Linked DNA regions of Homo sapiens: region 1 is linked to region 2. A link is an interaction called in ENCODE POLR2A ChIA-PET data of the cell type or tissue named here. Cell type or tissue: GM12878. All regions are shown on one strand. Each heading gives the region's core, and the rest is flanking DNA. Links, peaks and the distances in the headings are about the cores only.

The links. Peaks named below come from ENCODE experiments on the same cell type or tissue, not always from the same donor. Only the 100,000 strongest peaks of a DNase experiment are listed, where the experiment ranks them.
Region 1: POLR2A ChIA-PET joins it to region 2 with 5 read pairs; 11 of 35 experiments call an interaction of 5 or more read pairs at or near these places.

Annotation. Positions count from the first base shown.
Region 1 is chr2:96,709,533-96,712,437 of GRCh38, forward strand. LMAN2L (lectin, mannose binding 2 like) reads right to left here. Exons shown (of 8, transcript NM_030805.4): 5 at 2,332-2,493; 6 at 2,124-2,238. Among named protein-coding and RNA genes, the nearest start is that of LMAN2L, 29 kb to the right of the region's middle. In GM12878, for the core only: no CTCF peak of the experiment used is centred there; no DNase peak of the experiment used is centred there.
Region 2 is chr2:96,763,483-96,766,387 of GRCh38, forward strand. The region is part of intron 1 of CNNM4 (cyclin and CBS domain divalent metal cation transport mediator 4); the gene reads left to right. Among named protein-coding and RNA genes, the nearest start is that of CNNM4, 4.0 kb to the left of the region's middle. RefSeq lists a silencer at 336-385 and enhancers at 716-765, 1,086-1,185. In GM12878, for the core only: a CTCF peak has its summit at 377 (motif pointing left); no DNase peak of the experiment used is centred there; H3K4me3 peaks cover 2,190 bases; H3K27ac peaks cover 1,489 bases.

The DNA.
Region 1 (2,905 bases), core at 114-2,613, 54 kb before region 2:
CTGCTTGGACTGCTAGAATCTTTAGCAGATTCCCAGGTAGTGAAAAACTGGATTCATCTTCTGTTGGAAAAATGTTAACTGTCAGAGCTCAGTTTAAACCATGGGACAGGATAAAAGGCCAGGGCAATGCTCCTCATGCAATGCAGGGCATTAAAGCCTGGAACGGCTGGGAAACATCCTAACTTTCTCAGCAGTTTTCAACAACCTACTATACAACAAGTAAGAGGATGGCAACAAGAAAGACCTCAAAAGAAAGAAACAACTTGCATTTAGGGATACCCTATGGGCAGAGAACACAGACTTACTAACTTGGGTATTCTCACTAAAGACCTAGGGCAAAAAACTTAGACTAAACAAAAAATTATTCTCCCCTGCCATTTCTGACAGTTGGGGACTTTCCATTAAAAAGTACGTCAGGAGGTTAACCCAGAAACCTGTAAGCTCAAAGGAAAATGTGTAGTCATATAATGAGATTATATAGCAAAGATCTCCAGCCTATGCCTCCTATCCCCCTGCCGAGACTAAATTTTTCCCACAGGTCTGGCCTGCTCGGTACTTAGAACCTAATTGCCAAAACTAATCTCTCTGCATGACAGAAAGCAGATCAATGGTTGCCTGGAATCCAAGAAGGGGAGGAATACTGCAAAGGGGGATAATAAGGCTTTTGGCAGGTGATGGAAACATTCATATCTTAATTGTGATGGTGACTACATAGGTGTAAATATTTGTCAAAACTCTTCAAACTGTATTCTTCTGTTGTATGGAAAGCACACCTCAGTAAAGTTGATTTTAAAAAAATCAGATGCCAGAGTTTTAAAGATCAGCAGATTGCATTTTAAAAATCCAGATTATCCAGGCTGGGCTCAGTGGCTCATGCCTGTAATCCCAGCACTTTCGGAGGCCAAGGCGGGCGGATCACAAGGTCGAGATGGAGACCATCCTGGCCAACATGGTGAAACCCCGTTTCTACTAAAAATACAAAAATTAGCTGGGCGTGGTGGCGCGCCTGTAGTCCCAGCTACTTGGGAGGCTGAGGCAGGAGAATCGCTTGAATACAGGAGGTGGAGGTTGCAGTGAGCTGACATGGCGCCACTGCACCCCAGCCTGGCGACAGAGCGAGACTCCATATATATATATAAAAAAAAATCCAGAATTCCAACTGCTCTTGAAAAACTGGAAGATTTAGCCTCACTGAGCTGACATTTCCTTTTAGCTACAATGGCTGGAGCTCACTAGCTGTCGGCTTTTTCAGATGGGTATCTGCCTTTCTATTTTGCCACAAGAAACTTCTATTCCAAACTAGCTTTATCCAGAACAAATTATATTAATCAAAAGAAACAGAAGTTCAGTTCCTTTTCTCTTCCCAAAAGATGTTATGATTGGGGTTCAAGCAAAGAGAGTAAGTGTATAAACGAGAAGCTACGAATCAGGCATAAGTAGAAAAAGAAACAAGAGGAGATGGAAAAGTAAAAGAACCAGGTGCTGTTAATGTCACATAAGTCAAGAAGGCAAGAGTTTCAGGGTAATGGGTTAAATGAGCTGAGGAGGACAAAGGGTGAGAACGAGAATAGAGTACTGAATATGGCAAGGAAACAGAATGACCTTTCATGAGAATGGTGTTAGTGTACTAGCAAGATAGAGCACAGGTCTGAGTCAGCATGTTAAGGAGGTGGACAGCTAGGAAACAAAAGGATCTGTACACACAACACATTCAAAAGTCTCAGCAAAAGGAGAGTCTGGGGTCAGAAGAGGGACGGCAAAGTCAAGGAAAAGCTTTGTTAAGGAAGGGGAACGGGGAACATTAGTGGTTGGAAGGAGAGGAGCCTGACAGCAGAAATCAGAAAGCAAGGAACTCACGATACAGGCTAGAAGAGCCAGCTTAATGAAGGGACAAACACTGCTTTCTATTAGCACCAACCATCTTCTAGTGACAACTGTACTAGGAAAGCCTGGCGTGGGTTTTTAAGGAATGTGGATATAAGAATGCAGAAGGAGAAGCAGTCTTGAGGCACCTCCTTCCAGAGCACCGCTCCTCTGGCTCTCCCCTGTGAGAGGCCTCAATGAAGTGTGGGTATTGAGAAGAGGCCTCAGTCAGGGCAAACCAAGAGTGCGCGTGGCAGTACCTGAGAGATCCCCAGTGATGGAGGAGGTGCCGAAGTAGTAGCCGCGGGGCAGGCGGACTCCGGGCACTTCAATGCAGTCCCTCCACTCATGCTTGCCATCAATATCCATCATTATCTAGAATAAAAAGAGAGATAAATCAGGGTCAGGCCATGGGAGCAAGAGCGACACAGCCCACACCACCATCTGGTCCAGGACAAGGACTCTCACCGTCAAATGCCTCTTGACGTAGCGAATCACCAGGAAGGTGTCGTAATGAAGATTGCGGACAATGGCTGTGCAGCCTCCCAGCTCTGTAGGCCGCCCATCCCGCTCATGATCATAGCTGAGGGAGCCGTTGTTCACCATGGCTGAGATGTAGGGGAATACCCGCTGGAAAGCAGAGAGGGGGAAGCAGACACTAAGGAAGAGCACATAGGAACGCCTGTACAAACAGCAACAGGAATTCAGCACATACAAGTTGAGCCCCTTACAGCAGAATAGGCAGCCACTCGACCTCATTGTCAGCAGCCCCTGAGAGCCCACATTCAGATGGTCTCTCAAGGGAAATGGGCCCAGGAAGCGACTACACTTGGTATTTGCCTTCAGTAATTCTCTTGGCTCCTGAACTGGGGTGGGCCTGAAGTGGTCCTCCTAAGACGCTGGAGTCTGACTTGAATGCCCCAAGGTCACCATTTGGCACTTATGTGCCGCCTAATACCAGGGGTTTCCTTTTCGTGTATATGTACCTATCTCCCCAACTGCCACATAAGCTTCTTGAAGAAAAAATTCATTCATCACGTCT
Region 2 (2,905 bases), core at 176-2,675:
TAAACTTGGGGACTTTGCTTTCTAAACATGCTCCCAGCCTTCATTCCCATAGGAGAGCTCCTACTGGCTGAGGCTGCTCAGGCCGACCTAGGGCTTGGAGGGACTTCGGAATCCTAGCAGGGAGTGAGCTGGCAGGTGTTTCTGTAACGGAGAGTGGAGGACAGCTTTGGAGTGGGATAGGGAGGAGCTGGCTTTGCCAGGTTTGGTCTGAAAAGATGCTGGGGTCAGGGCCAGGGTGGTGGGTTGGTACCCTCCTAAGTTCAACAGACTGAATCTTAGTATCGGAGCTGAGGACCACTTGAGTAAAGTAAGCCAGAGTCTGGGAGAGCCCCAGGGAAGGTGGCCTCCCTGCAGAGACTGGAGAGACAGACCCCTAGTGGTGAAGGCAGAGGCTGCGGTGGGGTGGGGGTGGGGGCGGCTTTGGGAGTGCAGACCCAGGAATCAGGTTTTCCCAGGTACCCGAGCCTGGGACAGAAAAGCAGTGAGGATCTGTGCCCCACCCCCACCCTAAGCCTTGGGACCTGAAGACTTCTCCTATTGCTTAGTTGGGAACCTGATTAGGACCCTCCAGGGCAACTTCCTCCTCACTGCCTCTGTGGTGTTTGGGACTATGGTTTGTGACACACCCAGTAGCACCTTCCCATCAGTTCATTTGGAATCTGGATCCAACCAGTATGGATTGGTCTGACCAGTCTCCCAGTCTTGATCAGCAGGGCTGAGCTCTCTTGGGTTGGAGCCTCCTGGGTCTTGAGAGGGCTGTCTTTGGGCTCTGTCTTGTCAAGTGCCCTTTCATTAAGTTGGGAAAACAGAGCTAGCATCTCTTAGGCCGTAGCAGAGCTCTGCTGAGCCAGAGTCCCCAGGTTCAGTTTACTCCGGGAAACTCTGCTTAACAGAGGCCAGTAGCCTGAGGCCAAGCCCTGGAGCAGTGCTGGTAAACCCAGGGAACTGCACACAGGCTGCCCAGCACAGCAGGCCGCCCTGGAGATGGTGATAGTCCCCCCTCTCTACCCACCCCCGACAAATGAACAGGCCCTGCGGCTTTATGCCATCACTTACTTCCCCATTCTCAGAGGTCTTGGAAAACCAGTTTTAACTCATTGCACACCGGGTTCCCTGCAGCGTGGCCTCTTCCAGACCTTCCAATCTGGCGTCCACCTTCTTAGTCTGAGATTACCCAGGACACAGCACACACCTAGTGTACATCTGCAATTTAAGAGTTTCTTGGCCAGGCGCGGTGGCTCATGCCTGTAATCCCAGCACTTTGGGAGGGCGAGGCGGACAGATCACGAGGTCAGGAGATTGAGACCATCCTGGCTAACATGGTGAAACCCCGTCTCTACTAAAAATACAAAAAATTATCCAGCCGTGGTGGCACATGCCTGTAGCCCCAGCTAGTCAGGAGGCTGAGGCAGGAGAATCGCTTGAACCCGGGAGGCAGAGGTTGCAGTGAGCCCAGATCGCACCACTGCACTCCAGCTTGGGCGACTGAGCAAGACTCTGTTTCAAAAAAAAAAGAGTTTAGGAGTCTGGTGTTGGGAATGGTTTTTTTTTTTTTTTTTTTTTTTTTTTTTTTTTTTTTTTTTTGCTAAGAGAAACAAGTGAGCAAAGTTAGAACAGCTGGCATTGTTTTATTTGTTTGTTTGTTGTTGTTTTTTTTTTTTGAGACGGAGTTTTGCTCTTGTTGTCCAGGCTGGAGTGTAATGGCACAATCTCGGCTCGCTGCAACCTCTACCTCCCGGGTTAAAGCGATTCTTCTGCCTCAGCCTCCTGAGTAGCTGGGGTTACGGGCATGTGCCACCACCCCTGGCTAATTTTGTTTATTTAGTAGAGACGGGGTTTCGCCATGTTGGTCAGGCTGGTCTTGAACTCCCGACCTCAGGTGATCCACCCGCCTTGGCCTCCCAAAGTGCTGGGATTACCGGTGTGAGCCACCCTGCCCAGCCTTTCAGCTGGCATTGTTAACAGCACCAGAGTCAGAGCTGGGGCAACTGTCTAGCCCAGCATCTCTCTCTGAGGGTCTGTCCTGGACCCTCCTCCACCCCAGGTTGGGTGAGGGTCCTGAGCCTAGCTTTGCCAGAGTCCTTCTGCCCCACAAGTAATCCTCTTTTAGGGCCTTTGTATTCTTTCTTTCCCCTTTCCAGCATTATAAGCTCCTTGAGGGTAGAGGCCATGCCTTCTTAGTGTTTTCACCACTCAGTGCTTGGTAAAGAGACGGGTCTCCAGTAAGTGTTGGACAAATGAATGAACAATGGATGACTCTCTGGCAAGCCCCACTGGCCTTTTTGCTGTTCTTTTTTTCTTTCTTTCTTTCTTTCTTTTTTTTTTTTTTGAGACGGAGTTTCGCTCTCATTGCCCCGGCTGGAGTGCAATGGCACCATCTCGGCTCACTGCAACCTCCACCTCCGATTCTCCTGTCTCAGCCTCCCGAGTAGCTGGGATTACAGGCGCCCGCCACCACGCCCGGCTATTTTTTGTATTTTTAGTAGAGATGGGGTTTCACCATGTTGGCCAGGCTGGTTGCGAACTCCTGACCTCAGGTGATCCACCCACCTCAGCCTCCCAAAGTGCTGGGATTACAGGTGTGAGCCACCACACCTGGCCTTTTTTTTTTTCTTTTCTTTTTTTTTTTTTTGAGACAGAGTTTCACTCTGGCATGATCTCGGCTCACTGCAACCTCCACCTCCCAGGTTCAAGCTATTCTTGTGCCTCAGCCTCCCAAGTAACAGGGATTACAGGTGCATGCTACCACATCTGGCTGATTTTTGTATTTTTAGTAGAGATGGGGTTTCACCATGTTAGCTAGGCTAGTCTTGAACTCCTGACCTCAAGCGATCTGCCCACCTCGGCCTCCCAAAGTGCTGGGATTACAGGTGTGAGCCACCGTGCCTGGCCCTTTTTGCTGTTC